Linked DNA regions of Homo sapiens: regions 2 and 3 are each linked to region 1. A link is a loop called in an ENCODE intact Hi-C map of the cell type or tissue named here. Cell type or tissue: natural killer cell. All regions are shown on one strand. Region 1 overlaps IQGAP2 (IQ motif containing GTPase activating protein 2). Region 2 has its middle 27 kb from the start of SV2C-AS2. Region 3 has its middle 9.3 kb from the start of SV2C.

Region 1 (8,000 bases):
AATCAGACCGCATTTAAGTACCCGGCTTTCAGGTAGGTCTTTATTTACAATCTGGTCCCCACCCCTGCCCCCCTTCCCCATTACCCTGAAATAATTTACTTTCTTAAGTCTCACTTGACCAGCATTGTATAATCCATTGTCCTGTCATAATGATGTATTGGCCTGATCCATTAACATTATTAAAAGCTTATGTATGCCTTTTAAATATTTTTTTTTTAATTAGTTGGGCTTTCTAGAGGTTTTCATCCCCTGGGAGACAAGGGATTGACTGTACCCAGTGATCCTTAGGCTTTTGGGCTGATTTATCATCTCAGATCATGTTTCTAGTCCTGCCTCCACTTAGTTAGTGGATGTGACCACCAGTGCTGGACCCTCTTTCTACCCGGTGTTTCTGTCACCACCTATGCTCCTTGGTTCTTCCTTATCTTGGGGCACTTCCTTTGTTTTCTGGGACTATTTAGTTTACTCAAAGTTCTTGGTCTTTATTCTTTCATGTAGTATAAATAGTATAAAAATATCTATATATAAACAAATATAGGCCAGGTGTTGTGGCTCATGCCTGTAATCCCAGCACTTTGGGAGGCTGAGGCAGGCAGATCATGTGAGGTCAGGAGTTTAAGATCAGCCTGGCCATGATGGTGAAACCTCATCTCTACCAAAAATACAAAAATTAGCCAGGTGTGGTGGCAGGTGCCTATAATCACAGCTACTCGGGAGGCTGAGGCAGGAGAATCGCTTGAACCTGGGAGGCGGAGGTTGCAGTGAGCTGAGACTGTGCCACTGCACTCTAGCCTGGGCAACAGAGGGAGACTCCATCTCAATTAAAAGAAAAAAAAAAAAGCATGGTGGCACACGCCTGTAGTCCCAGCTACTCGGGAGGCTGAGGCAGGAGAATAGACCCAGGAGGCGGAGATCACAATAAGCCAAGATCGCGCCACTGCACTCCAGCCTGGGCAACAGAGCGAGACTCCGTCTCAAAGAACAAAACAAAACAAAACAAAACAAACAAACAAAAAACAGATATAGAAGAAACAAAGTACTTGTGTTTTAATAATGCTCCCCAACTTGTTAAAGTCAATATAAATACACATTCGCTATTTATCTCTTTTTTTTATTACAACTTCCTTTTTGGACACTGTATATTATTCTCTTGATTATTGTTTTGAACCTGTGGCCTTTCTCAGACTTAACCAAGATTAATATCTCTTTCTTTTTGATGAACCAGATTGTTTCAGCTTGGTCAGTCTGAGCTCTTTCTGGCCCACTTCCTTGTCCTTCTAGCACCGTCCCTGACATTCTTTGAAATATCCTTGCTCGTGGTCACAACAGGATGTTCCAGTCCTATCCTGATTATTTCTGCTTTGAGATGTGGAACCACCACTCTCTAGGGATTCCTCTTAAAAGTCATGTGTTTATATTAATTTTTCAAGTTTAACCTTATTAGCTTACTGGATTCTGCTTTTCTTGCTGTCTAGTTCATTTGACCATTGAGATTCTTCTACATGGGCAGCCACAAACGGAAGCTATGTCTGCCTCTCCTCTGTGATAGGATTACTCTTCCCGCTGCTGATACTGTAGCTGTGTCGCAGCAGCCATGTTTTCAGGTGCAATGGTGATGCCATGGCTCTGGCAGACCCACTTCTGGTTCACCAGCCGTCCAGGTACTCTGGGAGCTTTGTGGAGTAGAGTTTGTCTAGCCAGCTCCCACACAGCCAGGTGGCTGTCTTGCTTACCAGGTGGCCTTTGAACCTGCTCCTCAGGCATTAATGCATAACTTTCCTTGTCTTAACACTCTGTTCCCTTAGAACCTTTTCCTTCCCTAAGAAACTGATTGAACCCTTATATCAGATTGATTATATCTCTAACAGTGAACATATTTGCATTTATAAATAAGATTTCCAAAGACAGTTTCTTAGCTCAAAGGACAGGCTCTAATCCTAGGTTCTCAGAAGGGATATCTGGAGATGGCAGTATTTGGAAGTAAGGTGAGGGAGGCAGTTGCACCTGCTTATTTCTTTCAAGTCCTTCCTTGCTCAGAATTCTCTCTGTGCTCTGAACCATTCCTTTCCCTTTCCTCCTCTTTCTGTCCTAAATTAGTATGGTGGTTATGCCTTTCTGTCTTCCTAAATTCTGAGCTCTTAAGAGACTATGAACCACATCTTGTTACTTCATACAGCTTACGTGCTATTGATTCCAAGTTAAAGTCTCTGGAGTTTGTATATTTAACTCTTCAGGAGGTTTAATTGAACTAATTTCTCTATGATAAGGCTACCTCAGGATTCCTTTGGTTTGGGGCTGAAAATTAGGTATAGAACCCTGGATTTTGATATGATATTGGCAGTGATATATGTGACTAAGATGGAAAAATTTGGTTCAGTAAATAAAACTATTTCAAACATGGAGTCTGTGGTGAAATAGAGATTCTTGGCATTGGAAAAAGTAAGAAAACCACTTTGATAGGTTATCAATAAGTGTTTGTATACAAAGGACACATTTATTTAACAAAGAATAGTAAGAACAAAGGTTAACACAAATGGAGCTTTTAACTATGTGCCTGGCACTGCACAAAATACTGTACTGGTATAATCTCATTTTATCTTCATAACATATCTGTGCAGTGGTCACTATTATTACTCCCATTTTATCACCAAGGCAGTTGAGGCACAGAGAGGCTGCCGAAGGTCACACAGTTAGTAAAAACCAGGATATGTGAGAACTGAACCTGTGCTATTATGAATTCAGCCAGCCAATGGCTTCAAAAGAAGTCAATTATTTCCCTACTTCTAAGAAAATTAAAAGAACACTGGTATCAGACTTGAACTTCAGCACAGGCCTCTCAGCTATTATATTTAACATGTTTTAAATGAAGAATCATGGAACTTGAGAAGGGGAAGGGCCTTGGGAAGTTATTGTAGTCTAAGTCATTCATTTCACAGATAAGGGAACTGAAAGCTTGGGTTACGTGACTTGCTCTTAGTCACACACTGAGGTTTTACCAGTTTTGGGACCAGGATTCAGCGCTTCTGGATTCTAGTCCTGTGGTCTTTCTGCTCTACCATGAGGCTTTGATATACAAACATTCATTCCACATGTTATAGTACAAAATGAGCTACACATAATGTGATCCAAGAAAGCTGAAATAAATTTAGCTCCTGCCTTTTAAGTTTGCATTTCATTACGATAGTACCTTTTAGTGTATATCCTGAAAGTATAGAAAAAACTAATACCACTAGTTTTATCTTGAAAGTGGTAGAAAAAACTAATGCCATGTGATATTGGCAGTAATGTATGTGACTAAGATGGAAAAATTTGGTTCAGTAGATAACAACTACTACTACTACTACTACTATATACTACTTTCATGATATACACTAAATGGTATTTTTTAAAACTTTCTTTATTGCTTCCTGGACTTTAAGTGATATTATTTGTACAAGTAGGAGCACATGGGTCAATGAGTCGGTAGCTACCTCTGGGCAACCCCTCCGTTGCTGGCCTCACTCAGCTGCACAGGTGTGCTGTAGCTTTTGGTGTGGTAGGAGGCTTGCTACCTCACAAAAAGTGCTCTCTTAGACATGAGAAGCAAAGGTGACATTAATTCCATGACTTCCTTTGGAATGCTCTCAGCCCTTTGACTTGGCTGTTAGGTACCAAACGGTGCTTAATAAATTAACTGTTGAAGAGCTACATGAGATTGGCACTTTTTCTATTCGATGGGCTTTTTTGTTTTTTAGATTAAGACTTGATTTCCTATATACTTCAGGTAATAAGCAGCCTCATTTGAATTTAAATGCTTGGGAAGGAAGTTTGCTATTGCTGTTTCTTTTCAGCATGGGAATACTGGGTAAACACAGTTTCCTGATAAACATTTGCCCGTTTGAGTAATCAGCTGGGAAGCACCTCCCACACAGAGATTAGGTGTAAAACGCCCATACCATGAAAAGTGATCTTTCCAAAGCTAACAGTTTAAACCTCAACATCAATGATTTAAAAAAAAAGAAAAAAAGTTGAAAATTGAGGCCAAACAGAAACTATACAATATTTTTTTTAATTTTTTAGTAAATGAGATTTTTTGATATATGCAAATGAGATCTTTACCTGATCAATATTAGCTTAAGAAAATATCAGACTTAAATTTAAAAGCAAAGATTCTTCCATGTTCAGAAAGCTAACTTCTCAGCACCACCTTGTGGTAACTTTTACTTAAGCCAGGATGTTTGTTTATTGTAAGATTTATATTAATATTACATTGTACAATGGAGAAATTAAAAATGTAATTGGAAATAGCTATCTAACTTCTTTATCATCAAAGGGGAAAATTAACAGTTTAGTATAAACATTTTACTTCATGTTATCATCAAACCTATATTTTGTGGTAGCCTAAGTACCTTAATTTAGGGATAGCATGGTAGAGAAAATTTTTTTTTTTTTTGAGACACAGAGTCTTGCTCTGTTGCCCAGGATGGAGTGCAGTGGCACAATCGTGGCTCACTGCAACGTCTGTCTCCCTGGTTCAAGCAATTCTCCTGCCTCAGCCTCCCTAGTAGCTGGGATTACAGGCGTGTGCCACCGTGCCCAGATAATTTTTGTATTTTTAGTAGAGATGGGGTTTCACCATGTTGACCAGGCTGGTCTCGAACTCCTGACCTCAAATGATCGCCTGCCTTGGCCTCCCAAAGTGCTGGGATTACAGACGTGAGCCACTGTGCCCAGCCGAGAAAAATATTTTTATATAGGAGCTGTTCCATAAATAGTAATTAAATGAATGAATGGATAAACAGAGCATAATGTGAAAACAGTTGCATCAAGATCATTGAGCACAGCTGTCTTATCCCCTTTCCAAAACTAACATGAAATTAACTACAGTAATAACTTTTAAAAAATACATTTGCGATAAAAATGCCATCTACTAACCAGAAATTTGAACAACCCCTAACATGAAGTAAACAGACAGAATTCGATTGACTGAGAAACAAACTGGGAGAAGATCACAGCCCACAAAACGCTGGGGGTTGCAGCAGAGGTAGGAGCTGTCGTGAGGTTTGCTCCAAGCAAAGGGGACAGCAAGGAAAAGAAGAGCCTCAAAGTGAGCAATCGTCAGCCTAGGACCAGCAGAACTATATGGCCCTTCCCTAAAGCAGCAAGTGTAGATGCTGATAGCGGGATAGCATGCCGGTACCCAAGACAGCTAATGACCTCAAGAAGGAACAGAGAGTCCCCAGTCTGAGAAGGAAAGACACTGGTTCCCTTCTGGCGTCCGTTCCATTGCTCTCTACAGCTTCTTAATGCTGGCTCCTGACATGCGGATCTGCAGTGAATGACCAACAAACAGCAAGTCTCAAACACTAAGATGAGTCCCAGATCAGAAGATGTCAGACATTTGAAGGAAACTGCCACTGAAGGAAGCATTAGATTCACCAAACAGAACCAAGACCCAAGGAACAAATGAAAATATTAAAATATGTGCAATTGATGATTCATTCAATTTATGTTCAACAAATATTTATTGAGCACTTACATTTATACACAGAAGAACCAAAGATAAAACTCTAAGAAGGAAAATTTGGTATAGATAAAATCAGAAAAACAGTTAATAAAATTTGTAGATATCTAAATTATTGGTGGATATAATTAAAAAAGCATGAATCTAAAATTCTAAATTATCTCAATATTCCACAGGTGGGAAAGTTAGAGGTGGAAGCATCTAAGGATAATAGATACCAATTAGTTTAGGCTTTGATAGAAAAATGTAAAAGTATATTAAAACTTCAGCAGGATATTAGTATAGGTAATATATATTAAAGATGCAGCACATTAAGTACTTGAAATAAGTATAAAATTTGTTGCTTGAAGACATTTTATGGATGTCTGCTTACATTTTACTGTATAACATTTTCTAAATTTCACTTTTTTTATAGTTTTCTTTGTAAATTAGGTATATTTTTGAATTTGTAAAAAGAGGAGGAAAGTGCAAATCAGGTAGTATGAAAGAAATTGAAGTGATACAATTATACATTTTTGATTATTTGTTCATCTATTCTCATTTCTTTTTTTCTTTTTTTCTTTTTTTTTTTGAGGTGGACTTTCACTCTTGCTGCCCAGGCTGGAATGCAATGGTGCAAATTCAGCTCACCACAAACCTCCACCTCCTGGGTTCAAGCGATTCTCCTGCCTCAGCCTCCCGAGTAGTTGGGGTTACAGGCATGTGCCACCATGCCCAGCTAATTTTGTATTTTTAGTAGAGACAGGGTTTCTCCATGTTGGTCAGGCTGGTCTTGAGCTCTCAACCTCAGGTGATTTGCCTGCCTCGGCCTCCCAAAGTGCTAGGATTACAGTCGTGAGCCACCGCCCCCAGCTATGTATTCTCATTTCTTAAATGATGGCTTGATCTCCATTCACCCCCCAAATTCTTTTGCAGTTTATCTTGCCTGTTAAATTCTGTTTAATTTTGTCGTTCCCATTACTAGAAAGGAGCAAGTGAAGAGGTTGACATTTCATTGTTCCAAGTAATATGAGCACCCTTTTAACTGGAATTTTTTCCCTATGTAATAATGAGTTGAGAATTGGTTCATAAAATATTATGGTTTTGAAAATGTCAGCATGGTATCTTAATGATCTAGCTTTAATTATAATGACTTGTTGGCATGAACCTTTGGTAGTAAAGTCTTCAGAGGCTGTGTAAAGTAAACAGTTTTATATCCATGATAATGTCTAAAGACCTAGAACTTTAACTAAGGAATGTATCCTCTCTTGCTAGTTTGGGATTATGAATACATAATGGCTATTTCACTTTGAAGAATGTTCAAAGTCTAATATAAAACTTTTTCCTCTGTGGATAAGATATAAATATCACATTGAAATTTAGTATTAAAACTAATGTTACACATATGGTAAAAAAAAAAAAAATGTTCTTTGTCCTTTGCTATGGTTTTAAAGGAAAAGCAGGAAAATAAGAGGCAAATTCTTCCCCTAAAAATTCTTTAAAATTCGAACATTCATTAATAGGCATTTCGTGGAAGACATATGAATGGCCAATGCATGTATGAAAAAATATTTACCCTCCCAACCACCATAAGGAAATACAAATTTAAATAACATCTTGTTGCTATCAGTTGCTAGTCCCTTGAAAGACTTTATTGATAATATCCTGTGGTGATAAGGGGACAAAGAAAATGGCATTCAGATGTATTCGTGGTCTAGTGGGCCATGCCCATCGGGGTTCTTAGGTTTAGCTAAATATTCAGATTGACCCACCTGTCATAAGCCACATCTGGCACCTGTTGCTCAGAAGAGAGGTAGCTGGGATAGCCAGCATGCTGGCAGGTGTTGCTCTTCAGTGGGAGCCTGCGTGACACTCCACTTAGTTGTCCATACAACCATCTGGAAGCCACCATTCTTGGTACCCCAAGATACAACTTTGCTGCTAAGAAGTGGGTTTGAGCCTTCCTGGCTTGTAAGCCTCGTGCCCCCAGGAGCCAATATCTATAGTAACAGCTGTACTGCATAGCTTCCCAGTTCTCTGCAAAGAACATACCAGTTATAAAAGTCATTGAACCCAGGAAGGCCCAAAGATATGGTACCTATTAGGTATTTATGGTTTTTTCTCTCAAGATACAATTTATCAATTGGGTTATTTTTTCCTAAGCAATGATGCTTATAACACTGTTGACAGTATAGGTTCCTAAGAGAACAGAGCTAGAAAGTTAACCAAAGGTCAAATTCTCATATAAAAGGAAAAAGGGTGTTTTTTAACCCTTTACTCATAAAGAATAAATGAGCATAATCTCTTTTTAAGATCACATTTGGACAGTAAACATTGAAAACTTTTATTGTGTGTGTACCCTTTCAAGCTGGCAATTTTGTTTTCATGGCTTTATTGTAACAAATACGAAATATGCACAAAGATGTGTCTGTGTCTATATGTAAGTAGGTTTATTAAGCATTATTTGCCATAGTTATTAATTAATAACAATCTAAATGCTCAGCACTTGCTTAAGAAA
Region 2 (8,000 bases), 250 kb before region 1:
GAACAGTGGTTTAAGAACAATGAGAAAAAGTGCTATACTTTAGGGAATTCACATTGGAGGCAGAAACAGACTTAAATGCCACATATTTGCTATCCCCAAAAGAGTTCCCGTGACTGCATTTAACAGAAGACACAAGTCTTCTTTTATTCTTTTATTCCTTTAATTTCCTAATAAACTGTCTTTACTAACAAAGAGGATGGGGCCATCCCAAGGTTGGTTCTGATGTGGCTTGATAACATCATTGGAGACCCAGATTCTTTTTCCATCTTTTAGATCAGCCATCCTCATCATACTGGCTTTTGTCCCCCTATGGGCATGAGATGGTGGCTGCAACTCTAAGCATCACATCTTCACACATCTAAGCGCCAGAAGGAGAACTAGTCCCTCTTTTTGACCCCTTTTTAAGATCAAGGAGAACATTCTCGGAATCCTCCAGCAGACTCCCCATTATGTCTCATTGGCTGGATTTGCATCATCTGCCAACTCCTAAACCAATCACGAGCAAGAGGAACATAATTACCATAACTGGCTTAGACTAATCAAGAGTCACCTCTCCCCCTATAGCTGTAAGGGGCCCAGTCTCTCCTGAAGCACATGGCTCCTGACTGCCTGAACAAAATGGGGGGTTTGTAAGCAAGGAAAAAGGCAGGTAACTGCTGGGTAAGCAAGCAACAGTGGGCTGTGTCTGAGCTCTAGAACCATGCTGTCTAATATGATAGCCACATGTAGCTATTTATATTTAAACTTAACTAAAACCAAGAATTCAGTTCCTTAGTTACACTTAGCCACATTTCAGATGCTTGATTGCCACATGTGACCAGAGGCTACCATATTGAACACTGAAAACATAGAATATCCCATCATCACCAAAAGTGCTACTGGCTAGTGCTATCCTACTAGTTGTGCATTCACACCCCTCTGCAGGCTGTTCCTTCTCTTGGAACCAGCTCTCACTTCTTCCAGGTTCTCTCCCCCAGCTAGATCCTCCTTCTTTGCTGTAGCAATTTCTTTCCCCCTTTTCTGATACCCAGCCCATCGCTCTATATAGATCTTAACCCTTTGTCCAGCTTTCCACTCCTCCAGATGTAGGCCCTATTCCTTATTTAAGAAAAGCTACAGTCACACATTTTCCTTTTTTTTTTTTTTTTTTTTTTTTTTATTGATCATTCTTGGGTGTTTCTCACAGAGGGGGATTTGGCAGGGTCATAGGACAATAGTGGAGGGAAGGTCAGCAGATAAACAAGTGAACAAAGGTCTCTGGTTTTCCTAGGCAGAGGACCCTGCGGCCCTCCGCAGTGTTTGTGTCCCTGGGTGCTTGAGATTAGGGAGTGGTGATGACTCTTAACGAGCATGCTGCCTTCAAGCATCTGTTTAACAAAGCACATCTTGCACCACCCTTAATCCATTTAACCCTGAGTGGACACAGCACATGTTTCAGAGAGCACAGGGTTGGGGGTAGGGTCACAGATCAACAGGATCACAAGGCAGAAGAATTTTTCTTAGTACAGAACAAAATGAAAAGTCTCCCGTGTCTACCTCTTTCTACACAGACATGGCAACCATCCGATTTCTCAATCCTTTCTCGGCCTTTCCCCCCTTTCTATTCCACAAAACTGCCATTGTCATCATGGCCCGTTCTCAATGAGCTGTTGGGTACACCTCCCAGACAGGGTGGTGGCTGGGCAGAGGGGCTCCTCACTTCCCAGTAGGGGCGGCCGGGCAGAGGCGCCCCTCACCTCCCGGAGGGGGCGGCTAGCCGGGCGGGGGGCTGACCCCCCCACCTCCCTCCCGGACGGGGCGGCTGGCCGGGCGGGGGTCTGACCCCCCCCACCTCCCTCCCGGACGGGGCGGCTGGCCTGGCGGGGGCTGACCCCCACCTCCCTCCCGGATGGGGTGGCTGCCGGGCAGAGACGCTCCTCACTTCCCAGACGGGGTGGCTGCCGGGCGGAGGGGCTCCTCACTTCTCATATGGGGCGGCTGCCAGGCGGAGGGTCTCCCCACCTCTCAGACGGGGCGGCCGGGCAGAGACGCTCCTCACCTCCCAGAGGGGATGGCGGCTGGGAAGAGGCGCTCCTCACTTCCTAGATGGGATGGCGGCCTGGCAGAGACGCTCCTCACCCTCCAGACTGGGCAGCCAGGCAGAGGGGCTCCCCACGTCCCAGACGATGGGCGGCCAGGCAGAGACGCTCCCCACTTCCCAGATGGGGTGGCGGCCAGGCAGAGGCTGCAATCTCGGCACCCCGGGAGGCCAAGGCAGGCGGCTGGGAGGTGGAGGCCGCAGTGAGCCGAGACCACGCCACTGCACTCCAGCCTGGGCACCACCGAGCACCAAGTGAACCAGACTCCGTCCGCAATCCCGGCACCACTGGAGGCCGAGGCCGGCGGACCACTCGCAGTTAGGAGCTGGAGACCAGCCCGGCCAACACAGCGAAACCCCGTCTCCACCAAAAAAACACAAAAACCAGTCAGGCGTGGCACACATTTTCCTTTCTTTCCTGCTTCATGATCAGGCTGTTGAATGAGGGAGAAAAGAAAAGTCCACAGGCTTCAAAACCCCTAGTGTATCAGGGATGATGGCAAGTACAGGAATTCACCAGAGGATGCTGGGGTGCAGATAACTTTAGCAAAAGTCATTGCGAGTTCTGAAGGAAACAACAGGCCTGGCATGGACCAGTGGCTCCAAAGCCCCAAATGTGAAATTCCTAATAATCAGTGTGTTAAAACAAGGCAACATAAGTCTTGAGGTATACCTTTTCCTGCTTGTTGATATCTGATGCAATGAAGTTGCTATCATTATCTGTATTGTTTGCTAGGGCTGCTGTAACAAAATACCACAGACTGGGTGGCTTAAGCAACCAAATTTCTTTTCTTACAGATCTGGAGACCAGAAGTCTGAGATCCAAGTGTCAGGGAGGGTTGGGTTTTTCTCAGGACTCTCTCCTTGGCTTGTGCATGGCCATCTTCTCTCTGTGTCTTCAGATAGTCTTCCCTCTTTACATATCTGTGTCCTAATTTCCCTTTCTTATAAGGAAACCAGTCATGCTGGATTAGGAGGTAGTCCAACCCCATCCAGTACCTATACTAATGACTTCTTTTCAACTCGAATACCTCCTTAAAGACCCTATCTCCAAACTCAATCACATTCTGAGGCACTGCGGGGTTGGGACTTCAACATACGAATTTGGGAAGAAGACAATTCAGCCCAATTCAGCATTGTCCCAAATACTACCTATTTGATTATGTATGTATACTGTATACTGTGTATAGAAGTTTGCTGTGTATATATTGTTATAGAAGGGAATGGAATGTGCCTATGGTCTGATGGGCAGGTAGCATGGGCTGTGTGCATGCATTCACACCTGTGCATGCTGTTCATTCAGAGGGGATGATAAAGACAGGCTGAGGAACAAGGGTCCTGCACTCATAAGCCAGAAACAGATAATTCTGGGGGAGACCTCAGGGCAGCCTGGCTAGGCTACTCTGAGAACTGTGGTTATTTGCCTCCCTCTGTCTCTCCATTTATTAGAATTCCAGATGAGAATGTGCTCTCTCTGCACAGTAATTTAAAAAAAAACTTGGAGTCAGTAGGCACATCCTTCCTCTCCCTACACCACAGCCTCTGAACAAAGCAGCCTTCTCTGTGAGCCTGTCCCCAGGGGAAGCTTCCTCCAAGACAGTGACCAGCTTGAGCCCTGGTGGCTCCAAGGGGAGCCAGGGGCAGCAGCATGCCTGGAGTTGGATAAGACCATGCCACCTACTGCTACTGCAATCCCTTTGTTCGGTGGGGAGAGCAAATGCATCATCCTCTCCTGTAATTTGCAGTCCAGACACCAGGTGGAGAAATGAAAACCACAAAAGGAGACACATTCTTGAAGGAAAGCCAGGCTCCTGCCCTGCAGCCACTGGAACTCCCTGGGGCCAGAATGAAGTAGATAGGACAGGATAAGCTCCAACCTTGACTCCAAGTGCACCAGCAGTCACCTGCCTTCAGCCATATTTCTGCCTCCTCTACTCCAGAGCTCTCAGGGAGGCTGAACAGACAGCACCTGAAGCAGCTCCACTCCCTAACATCTGCTTCCTCACCTTCAAGGTGGCACCAAAAATGCCCTTTGGACTGAGATTTCCAAGGAAACTGCATCAGCAAATTCAGGTTTGGGTGGGGCTATAAGGAAAGCCACCATACATTACAAAGGGCTAAGTGATGTATAAGTTGCCCCACCCCTTTTGCTCTTTGCAAACATTGGACATATCCCACCCCCACTGCAGTCTGCTGCTGCTAACCCTCTCTGAGGGGCTTTGCTGTGCTATTGCCCCCTCTTCAGCCTCCCACCTTCAGTAGAAGACAACCATAGTATTTTCTTTTTCTTTTTCTTTTTCTTTTTTTTTTTTTTTTGAGACAGATTCTCACTCTGTCACCCAGGCTGGAGTGCAAAGACACGATCTTGGCTCACTGCAACCTCCACCTCCTGGGTTCAAGCGATTCTCCCACCTCAGCCTCCCGAGTAGCTGGGATTACAGGCACCTGCCATTATGCTTGGCTAATTTTTATATTTTTGTTGAGATGGGGTTTCACCATGTTGGTCAGGCTGGTCTTGAACTCCTGACCTCAGGTGATCCAACCGCCTCGGCCTCCCAAGTGCTGAGATGACAGGTGTGAGCCACCGCTCCCGGCTTACAGTACTTTCTAAAGTACCCTCAGGCTTGGGCATTTCTCTTTCCAAACTGAGGACTGGAAGCTTCCGAGGCAGACACTGTGTCACCATTGCTAAGAGCATGAGTTTGAGCAGGGTCACCTCAAGGTTTGGGAAGACGGGTCCTCTTTAAGAAAAATAATACAAAATTACAAACACAAAATTAACGTAAAAGTAACTAGAATGAGAAAAGAGGTCCTCACAATTTACGCATTTTAAAAAAACTGATAAATTCACAAATTTTAACAAAATCCAGAAAAATAACAATCCTTTTTATTAACTGCCTGACACATTTCTATAAATTATTTTTCTATATTTTTTCAGTGCATATTCTTTGATTGCCTCTTCATTTTCATATGGCAACAGTTTTGTGATATCATTGCCTATATAGAGAATAGAAAGATAAAAACTGGTTGTGATTAGTAATAGTTGTTTGGTTTTTTTTAAGATTTCTCATTTCAATGGGCATGGTGGCTCACGCCTATAATCCCAGCACTTTGGGAGGCCAAGGCGGGCGGATCACGAGGTCAGGAGATCGAGACCATCCTGGCTAACAAGGTGAAACTCTGTCTCTACTAAAAATACAAAAAATTAACTGGGTGTGGTGGTGGGCACCTGTAGTCCCAGCTACTCAGGAGGATGAGGCAGGAGAATGGCGTGAACCTGGGAGGCGGAGCTTGCAGTGAGCCAAGATTGTGCCACTGCACTCCAGCCTGGGCGACAGAGTGAGACTCTGTCTCAAAAAAAAAAAAAAAGAAAAAAAAGATTTCTCATTTCTCCTCCACTTCCCACATACTCTCTGTGCTGAAGACACAGGCCACATTCAGTTTTGTAGTCCAGCGTCTGGCTTTGTCAGAGGCGTTTAAACCAGAGCAACTCCATCTTGAATAGGGGCTGGGTAAATGAGGCTGAGACCTATTGGGCTGCATTCCCAGGAGGTTAAGGCATTCTAAGTCACAGGATGAGATAGGAGGCTGACAGAAGATACAGGTCATAAAGACCTTGCTGATAAAACAGGTTGCAGTTAAAGTAGCTGGCCAAAACCCACCAAAACCGAGATGGTGAGGAAAGTGACCTCTGATCATCCTCAGTGCTCATTATACACTAATCATAATTCATTAGCATGCAGAAAGACACTCCCTCCAGCGCCATGACAGTTTACAAATGCAATGGCAATATCAAGAATTTACCCTATATGGTCTAAAAGGGGGAGGAACCCTCAGTTACAGGAATTGTCCACCCCTTTCCCAGAAAACTAATGAATAATCCACCCCTTGTTTAGCATATAAGTAAGAAATAACTATACGTATCCTTAGTCCAGCAGCCCAAGCTGCTGCTCTTCCTATGGAGTAGTCATTCTTTTATTCCTTTAATTTCCTAATAAACTTGTCTTCACTTTACTGCATGGACTCACCCCTAATTCTTGTGTGAGGTCCAAGAACCCTCTCTTGGGGTCTGATTGGGATCCCTTTCTGTTAACAGTTCTGTACATCAAGTCAGGACACAGGCATGTGGGCACAGTGGGCAGCAGGATATTCCAGGAAGTCATCCTGCAGTGGGACAGCTAGCAATAACTTAATCTCAGAAGGGACTGCAAGGCACACTAATATATCCCACCAACTCAAACTGAAGATATCCCAACTCAGATTCCTCTTAGCCTATCCGCAAAATGCCCAGCTCCACCCAACACTGGAGGAAATTGGAGAAAAGCAAGGCAGAATGGAAAGAAACAGTAGTTTTAACTGAGTAAGGAAACAAACTACTAAGATTGCAAATTTTCTAGTTTTGCAAATTTTTAAAATTTTTTATTATTTTTCATAGAGACGAGGTCTTGGTATGTTGTCCAGGCTGGTCTCGAACTCCTAGGCTCCAGCTATCCTCCTGCCTCAGCCTTCCAAAGTACTGGGATTACAGTCATGAGTCACTGTGCACCTGGCCTAGTTTTACAAAATTTTTTTTTTTTTTTTTTTTTCCGAGATGGAGTTTCACTCTTGTCGCCCAGGCTGGAGTGCACTAGTGCAATCTCGGCTCACTGCATCTTCTGCCTCCCAGGTTCAAGCGATTCTCCTGCCTCAGCCTCCCGAGTAGCTGGGATTTCAAGTGCCCACCACCATGCCTAGCTAATTTTTATATTTTTAGTACAGACGGGTTTTCACCATGTTGGCCAGGCTTGTCTCAAACTCCTGACCTCAGGTGATCCACCCACCTCGGCCTCCCAAAGTGCTGGGATTACAGATGTGAGCCACCGTGCCCAGCCACAGATTTTTAAAAATTATATGACCAGCCACACATGGTGGCTCACACCTGTAATCCCAAAACTCTAGGGGGCCAAGGCAGGTGGATTGCTTGAGCCCAGGAGTTCAAGACCAGCCTGAACAGCATCCATCTCTACAAGAAACATGAAACAAAAAAACAACAACAAAAACACATATGACCATGTGAACACATTGCTAGGATCCACTTAGCACTTGGGAAGGGACTTATGCAAATGGAGGTGCCGGGGCTTAAGTCTCAGTAGCTTCATAGTAAACATTTCTCTGAGCTTTACAGTCAGACAATATGGGTTTGAGTCCTGACTTGGCCACTTAGCAGTGATGTGATGCATTGAGAAAGCAAAAATTAGTTTTTCCAAGCATTCATTTCTGCAACTGTGAATTAGAAATGATGATAGTTTGTATTTCACTGGGGTTTATAAGGATTGAGAAAATGTATATAAAAGGTTCAGCAATGTGCCTGACACACAAATTCTCACTAAATCATAGCCGCTGTGATTAGCACTACTGGCTCACATCTGCTCCTGGAGGCAGATCTACACTTCCTTTCACTATGAGGATATTGGCATGTGGTGATCATGGGAGCCAGATCCCCTTGGGGTGCCGAAATGGGGTGGTGGGGAGGGGGTGGAACCTTGGCATTGCCTAACTCTCACAAGACTTTTTGCAGGACCGAATAATTCCTAGCTTCTATTATCATAGGCATGCATAGCAGGTACCTAGGCCTGTGGTGACCCCGGCAGCAACTCCAAGTGACTTACCCACATACCCCAAACCCTGCTGTGATTCTGCTTCCCACAAAAGCAGCCTGCACAGGGCCCTTCTCAGTGCACAGATGTCCAGCTCCATGGGAGGGCCTCTGGCAGCCAGAAAGAGGAGGAAGGAGAGAAGGAAGGGGAAGTGGTCATGCATATACGGGGACCTTACCAACTCCTGCAGGCCGTGAGTACACAGTACAGAGCCTGGCAGACCTGACACAACTCGTCAAGGCTGCCTTTCCCCTGCTACCCAAGGCTTTGCCATTCATCTTGTCAGA
Region 3 (8,000 bases), 510 kb before region 1:
CTTGGAGTCCAGTCCTGCCCCACACCTGAGAACAGCCCAGGTCTCCAGGGCCCCAGCCCACACCCAGGATGCTAGGCTTCTCTCATCCTGGAGAGGAGACAGTTCCTGGGGGATTTCACCAACCTGAACCCTCATCAGATTTCCACTGCCCACCTGCCCATGATCCAAGCAGAGTTCTTTCCATTTGCTCCTTTTACTCTAAAGAGCCTCATCAAGTGTCCTGTTTATGTGCATGTGTTTCCAGGTAACAGGAAATCTCGCACCACAGAGACAACTGTGGTTGTCTCCTGCCCAGGCCTTGTTCTATCAGGCAGGTTTCTACTGTCCCCAAGGTTAAGGCACTCTGTAAGGAAGAAGATAGCAATTTTCAGTGGCACTTCAGTCTCTTCTTCTCCCCTGAGGTAAATCTGGACATGCTTTGTAAGTAAGAATACATAGCTCTGCCTTCTCTGGGACTCTGAGGTCTCAGCACAATCACCTCTAAGAGCACTGCTCATTCCCACTTATCTTTGAACACTGTCTGGACTTTGTCTTCTTTGGGAAGGGTGGTATGTAGAAGGTGGCCATAAAAATGATATGGTACCAAAATGTCAAGCCTGCATGTCAAGTTCTAGCCATCTTTTGGTAGTTCATGAACACTGCGCTCTATGCTCTTCTGGTCTTACCTATCAAGGAAATCTCTTCACTGAGCATTCTGAGAAGTGATGATCTGGAATATCTTCTATCCACTATGCTACTTCTGCATTCCCTCTGGGACAGTTTGGAGAAATGTGTTTTGAGATCTCTTTGATGGAAATCCTATACCAGCTTCTCTTCTTCCAAGGACTCCCTATGCCTCCATTTTCAGGAAGTCTTCGGAGATGAGTTACCTCTTCTGGATGCAGGAGTTGCACAGCCTTAAGGTGATATCTGAGGCAGTGAGGCAGAGGGACAAGATGGAACCCACCATACTTTTAGGGTACCCATTAGTGATGTGACTCCACCTCCCGTGGGATGAATGAGAAGGAGGTGGAAAAAGGGTAGACGCTTCTTTCCTAGGTTTTTTGAGAGAGCAGGCAAGTGCTCCACAGTCCTCAAACACAGAGCTTTTAGTAAACTATAGCTTAGACCTAATGCCAAAATGGGGCTTCCTTCTCCTTCCCTTGGAATTGACAATAACCTAGGATAAGCTTGATTTGACTTTATGTCAGTCATAAAAGTGTGATTTGCAGAGAATCTCTGGAAAGTATGTGGAGAAGACGCACCGAGCAGGAGTTATAAAAGAACCTGCAGTTCTGAGCTGCCGATGCATATAAAAGTGGGCACAAATTGCATTATGGGAGATTTAATGTTGGTATAGGATGCACTGTCATGCAGGAAATGGCTAATAGAGTACCCAGAAACCAAACTTGGGACTGGGAGTTGAGTGAAGAGATAGTTTTAAAAATATCTTTATTATCAGGGAAGAGCTGTAGTCTAAGTGTAGAGAAAGGGAAAACCAATTAGACAGACTATTAATACCGAATGTTTCCATCATTAACACTCATTGTGTTGCTGCTTCTCAAAAAGCCATTTGTGACCCAAAAGTTGGTCAGCACCAATACCTTTAGATCATGCTAAAAATAGAAGTGAACCTAACTTCCTGAGAGCTTACTACATGCATTTTTAATAGCTAGATCATGTAGGGAAATCAGCATGTCTATTATTAAAATAGAAAAGCTGAGTGTTAGAACACTAATTTGGAGCAGGAAGATTATACAAGACAAATTCTGAACATGAAGATGATAATTTTCCCTTGAGCAGGAAAATAATTTAATAGAACTCAATGCATTAATAGACCTATAGTAGAATGTTAAAAAGAAATTCTAGCAGTGAGAATGGGGAAGACCTACGGGAATATTCAGAGTTGAGCTATAAATCATCTGGATACAGAGGATCCACAACACTTGCTCCAGAGCTTAGAGCAGCAGGAGAAATCACTGAACGAAAAGGAGAGAGAAAAAATTCAAAGAGATTACCCTTGTCAGAAAAGGGGCACATGTTTGTTTGTTTTTTTAACTAAATTTTAAAAAAACTATAGATATGCAGGTTTCTCCAGATATTGTTATGCCATTACCCCTCCAAAGAAGGCACTGCAGAATTTAAAGCCATGAGTTCCTTATATAGAAAAACTCTTGATAATCCTTATTTTGGAAAACAAAGTTCAAGAAAAAATGTGAAAAATTAATTAAATGTGTGAACAATTATTCAAAATGTGTTTAGCACCTTTCATATGAAAAGCATTGTGTTGGAGAGTTTGTGGGATTTAATATTGTAGAAAATGTGATGTCCTTGCCCTCAAAAAGCTGTTGTACTACAGGAAATGAAATGGAATTATTTATAATGAAACTGGTAAGTAATGAGAGCCATATATGCAGTTGACCCTAAGAGCTAACAAGTGTGAAGCTGGGCAGGATGCTTTTCCCTAATGGCTGCAGAATTACAGTAGAGAAGGTGGTATTTGGTATCTCAGGTGGTGGGTATAGCTTGATTAACTTTACACAGGAGTAGAGAAACTTCTTTTTCTCTGGGTAGATACCCAGGAGTGGGATTGCTGGATCAAATAGTAGTTCTACTATTAGTTCTTTAAGAAATCTCCACATTTTTTCCATAGTGATTGTACTAGTTTACATTCCCACCAATGGTATAAAAGTGTTCCCTTTTCACCACATCCAGACCAACGTCTATTATTTTGATTCTGATTATGGCCATTCTTGCAGAAGTAAGGTGGTATTTCATTGTGGTTTTGATTTGCATTTCCCTGATAATTAGTGATGTTGAGCATTTATCCATATGCTTGTTGGTTATTTGTATGTCTTCTTTGGAAAATTGTCTATTCATGTCCTTAGCCCACTTTCTGTTGGAATTTTTTTCTTACTGATTTGTTTGAGTTCTTTGTAGATTCTGGATATTAGTCCTTTGTCAAATGTATAGATTGTGAAGATTGTCTCCCACTCCGTGGGCTATCAATTCTGCTGATTATTTCTTTTGCTTTGCAGAAGCTTTATAGTTTAAGTCCCATCTATTTATCTTTGTTTTTGTTGCATTTGTGCTCGGTTTCTTGGTCATGAAATCTTTGCTTAAGCCAATGTCTAGAATGGTTTTTCCAATGTTATCTTCTAGAATTTGTATGGTTTCAGGTCTTAGATTTAAGTCTTTGATCCATCTTGAGTTGATTTTTATATAAGGTGAGAGATGAAGATCCAGTTTTATTCTTCTATATATGGCTTGCCAATTATCCCAGCATCATTTTTTGAAAAGCATGTCCTTTCCCAATTTTATGTATTTGTTTGCTTTGTCGAAGATTAATTGGCTGTATGCATGTTTAGAGCATCACAATTCGCAATTGCAAAATATGGATCCAGCCCAAATGCCCATCAATCAATGAGTGAATAAAGAAAATGTGGTATGTATGTGTGTGTATATATATATATATATATATATATATATATATATATATATACACCATGGAATACTACTCAACCATAAAAAGGAATGAAATAATGTCATTCACAGCAACCTAGATGTAAATGGAGACTATTATTCTAAGTGAAGTAACTCAGGAATGGAAAACCAAACATCATATGTTGTTACTCATAAGTGGAAGGTAAGCTATGAGTATGCAAAGGCATAAGAATGATACAATGGACTTTAAGGACTCAGGCAAAAGGGTGGAAGGGCGGTGAGAGATAAAAGACTACACATTGGGTACAATGCACACTGCTCGCGTGATGGGTGCACCAACATCTCAGAAATCACCACTAAAGAACTTATTCATGTAACAAAACACCACCTGCCCCCTAAAAACCTATTGAAATAAAAAATAAATTAATTTTAAAAAAAGAAGTAGAGAAACTTGATGAGTCTGTGGGGTATGCCAATTAGCCCAGAATATCCATGTCTTCTCATCCCTCATTGGTTGAGGGTTCACAGACCTACTGTGCAAGCACTGGGGTGGCCAAGGGCAGAGATGGGTCAAACCATCCTGGCCTGTGTCATTCAGAACTTCCTCTGCAGTGAAGGCTCTGGCTCTCTGGTGGGCATTGATTTGAGACACACGAACAGGCAAAGGAGTTTGCACTTTAAATCACTGTGTAATCATGGAGTGATTTAAAGCAGGTAAATTGTGCTTCTTCTGGGAAGCTGTACTTCTTTTTGGAGTCTCCAAACCAATCCCTGGGACCCCACAATGCTGTGTGATGCGGTTCCACTCTTCTCAGCCACCATTCAGGTAATGGTAGCTCTTCTTCCTGGGACTGAGACATGAGGAACATCCCCCTTCCTTGCATCTTACCAGATGCCACATTTACTGAGGCGAGACATTTTCTGAGTGACAAAAACTACCTTATCCTAGATGTGCAGATAATATAGGAACAAACAACATAGAGAGATTCAGTTATTGGCCTATAAAGCAAACTCAGGGTACGGCCCTGAATGGCCTAGAGTTTCCTTTAGTTCATCTCTCTCCTTCTTAACAAGAATGTTTTCCAGACATCAAAATCTGCCTCTTTCAGAAAAAAGTATCTCTTGTGGGCATTTTCATCTTCCTTTCTCATCTCTACCCTACCACACACTTCTAAGTGACACACTGCCTTCCCCTTTGAGCCACCAGAGGAGGCTAGAGACCTCTTCCGAGTTTCTTTCTCTGACCCTGCCTGGGGCAGCTTCTTCCCTTTTGCTTGTTAAGATACTGAAGCCATTCTGACTTTAGGCAATTATTTGTCAAACACATTCTATGATGTAGTAACTGTGCTAGAACCTTGGAATACAACAGATGGAGACATCCATCTTGTTTTCCCAACAGAAATAAACTTGAAACACAGCTCAACTCAAATCAGTAGACATTTGTGGAGTATCTACTGTGTGCCAGGTGCTCTTTTAGGGCTGGAGAGAGTATAAGGATGCTTTCAGCTGTGAGCAAAAGTCTCTAACTTAAAGTGGCTCTAAAAAATAAAAAAGAGGAAATGTATTACTACACAACAGAGGTAGGGCTGTTCCAGACATGGCACACCAGGGTTCTGGCACCACTTCTCTGAAATTCACTTGACTCTTACATCCTTCATGTGTTATGTCATCAGGCTCCCTCCCCTCCATGATTCCAGGATATTTGCAAAGTTCTATATGTCACATTCAAGCAAATAATGTCTAAAGACACAAATGGGACTTCTTTGCTGCATTTATATTTTCGGGAGTAAGGAAAGCTTTCCCAAAAGCTGTCTAGAAATCTTCCCTGCAAATGTCATTGAGCAGAATTGTGTTACAAATCCATGCCCAAACCAATAACTGAAAGGGAGAGAGGAATTATCATGACTGATTTGGACCAATTAGAATGTAATGAGCCCATTCCCTAAAGCCCACTCCCTAAAGGTCATGTGAAAAGTGGTAGATCTCAGTTTGCTGAGGGGGTCGGAGCTCTGGGCAAGAATCTCGAGAGCTTGTCAGAAGAAGATGGCAGTGGAGTCATGCGTTGCACTGGAAGAAATTAACAAAGATCTGGAGATGCCCACCAACCAAGAGAAGACATGTCCAAGCTGTCCTGTGGTCCAGTGAGTGGCAGATCCACACTTAGATGGATGCAACCTTGAATTAACTGACTAGATTAGTAAAAGAAGTCTACCCAGAAGCTAGAAAGAAGGGCACAAACTTCAATTTTGCAGTTGTTTTATGGATCTTAAAAGACATTGCTATCAAGTAAAGGAAACTGGAAGTGTCATGTCTGGTAGAAAAGGGGTGAATGATGAATAACCCTAAAGTGGCAGCAGTTCCAAATAGATTATTTGCACATAGCAATTACTCCTCCAAACCAGGCACCACTTCTCTCAGGGCACATGAGACCATATTAAATTTTATTTACTATTTTTTGCATTTATTTTCCAATTAGTTATGTAAAATTCCTTATATAGTCTTTTTCATCTTATTTCCATTGAGCCTTTAAACTCTAAACACACTGTAATGCATCTATGTAGGAGTTATATTTGGTTGTGCTATGGAATGAGCATTAATAGAAGGTCCATATTGTTTCAAGCCCTGCTGTAAAATATGAAAAGTGCTCTTAGCATTCTGTATAAAACTGTATTGTTAAATATATGTGTGTAGTTTTTGAAAAGGTAAATCCCTAAATAAAATCAGGATTCTCTGAGGTAAGCATAAAGTATCATATGTGTATGGAAGCTGGACTGGATGTTGGTAGGGCAACCAGCAGAGTTGGATAGAAGATTGATCTGGTGCCTTTTTAAATATGATTGGTTATTCCTTATAGTTTCCTATTGCCTGCACATATTTTTCTTCAAGTACAGTGAAAATTATGACCAATAGTTCTAACTATTGAAGTTTAACTAAAGAAGTCTTTCTTCAGGAAAAGATTGAAGTTTCTTTTGTTATATCTGCTGGTGCTACTTCATGTTATCATGCTTCCTTGTGTGTTGTTATTTTATGTGCTTCATTATTTTCTAACTTTCATTTATTTATGTGATTTTTTTTTGAAGTCCAGGATGAGGGAGGGCTCCTCCACATAGGATTTGCATTTCTTTCTATCAGGGATCTGGGAAATTACCAACCCAATATTAAACTGAATTCATAGTTTGTTGAGAATTTGGTGCTAGAGAGCTCTATGACTTGTATTCAGTTGAAATTTCTCAGGTAAGCATATTCTACCTCTACTGCATAGCCACATTCTCTTGCTTTACTAAGCATCAAGGCAACATTTTCAGCAGTCCCCTATATTGGTAGAGGTAGGGAGCATTGATCTCTGGTTTCCCTTACACTGAAAGTGTAAACCTTCAGGTTGCTTGTAATGGAGGGTGGGCTGTGCCTCACTATTAGATTCAATAACTTGGGCAGGTCCTAGGTTTTGTCTTGTATCCCCCTCACGTTAAAAAGGCAACGAAAACCTACCCCATCATATTACTATCAAACATCTCGTAAAAGGATAGGAGGATGGCTGTTTAAGAAGTATTCATTAGAATTTTACCATTTAGCAAAACCCAAATGAAATAGTGGATAAGTAGCAATAATCATCAACAACTGCTAACATCACAAAAGTGACAATTAGTATATGCCTCCTAATTAAACGACACATATGTAGTAGTTTCATTTAAAAAAAAACAAAACCTGCCTCTGATAAGCCTCTCGATCTATTTTCTGGATTGCAGGAAATACAGGGAGCAGCAGAGCATGTTAAATAGCATAACGGGAACGAAATCAGTAAAATCCAGACTGTGGAGAGCTCTACAGGACATATGGTTTCTTCATCCATAGTAAATTCTGAAGGGAAAAGAAAGGAAGGATGAACCAATAGATAAATAGAGATTTAAGAGACATATCAACCAATTGCAATGTATGGTAGACCTTATTTGGATCTTGATTCAAACAAACTAATTTTTAAAAACATAAAATAAGAGGGCGAGTAGGAAGGTAGGAGACAGGGGTGTCTATGGAAACAATGTGAGTTACCCAAACTCAGTGTGGCAGCACCCTTCTGGTTCTGGTTGCTGATCTTCCACAATTTTGGAAAGGAAATGGGGGCACCAGCCACAAGAGCAATCCACTTGCCAAACTGCCTTCCTAGAACCAGGACCTGTCCACATGTCCATGGCTGACTTCATAAGTGGGAGCTCTGCAGCTCCTTGGGGCATTTGGTCAAGACTACAATGAGTTTTGGAGTCAGAGGAAAGCTGAAGAGCACACTGAAGGGGAGAAACAGGGATAGGGTCCATGTGGATCTGGGTGTAGGCTTAAAGGACCCCACCAATAGAACCTGGCCACCAGAGAGGTGGCCTCTTAAACTTTAGAGTTGTTTAATATATGGAGCATGGAGACCAACCCCTTGTTTGCCCAGGTCCAAGGATTGTACTGGTTGGAATGAATACCTGTGTGTATACTAAATTGCCAAGGATTAAGGCAGGATTAGTGTTCAGGAAGTGACATCAACTTAGGAGTCAATCAGGAAAGTTGTAGAGTGACCTGGAGGTCTGAGCATGCTA

What was found. A loop is a pair of places that touch in the nucleus more often than their neighbours do. Peaks named below come from ENCODE experiments on the same cell type or tissue, not always from the same donor. Only the 100,000 strongest peaks of a DNase experiment are listed, where the experiment ranks them.
Region 2: a loop joins it to region 1, with 15 times the contacts of the local background. A loop is called at or near these places in 23 of 110 quality-filtered maps.
Region 3: it touches region 1 in a loop (26-fold over the local background); 7 of 110 quality-filtered maps call a loop at or near these places.

The regions. Positions count from the first base shown.
Region 1 is chr5:76,579,457-76,587,456 of GRCh38, forward strand. All of the region lies in intron 5 of IQGAP2 (IQ motif containing GTPase activating protein 2), which reads left to right. Among named protein-coding and RNA genes, the nearest start is that of F2RL2, 40 kb to the right of the region's middle. RefSeq lists an enhancer at 2,771-2,860. In natural killer cell, a CTCF peak has its summit at 4,206 (motif pointing left); a DNase peak (open chromatin) is centred at 4,185; H3K27ac peaks cover 445 bases.
Region 2 is chr5:76,334,283-76,342,282 of GRCh38, forward strand. It overlaps a transcript of SV2C not described here. Among named protein-coding and RNA genes, the nearest start is that of SV2C-AS2, 27 kb to the left of the region's middle. RefSeq lists enhancers at 901-1,531, 2,164-2,794, 5,272-6,041 and a silencer at 3,766-3,991. In natural killer cell, a CTCF peak has its summit at 3,852 (motif pointing right); a DNase peak (open chromatin) is centred at 3,829.
Region 3 is chr5:76,070,065-76,078,064 of GRCh38, forward strand. It overlaps a transcript of SV2C not described here and the pseudogene SAP18P1. Among named protein-coding and RNA genes, the nearest start is that of SV2C, 9.3 kb to the right of the region's middle. In natural killer cell, CTCF peaks have their summits at 4,611 and 4,815; a DNase peak (open chromatin) is centred at 4,637; H3K27me3 peaks cover 306 bases.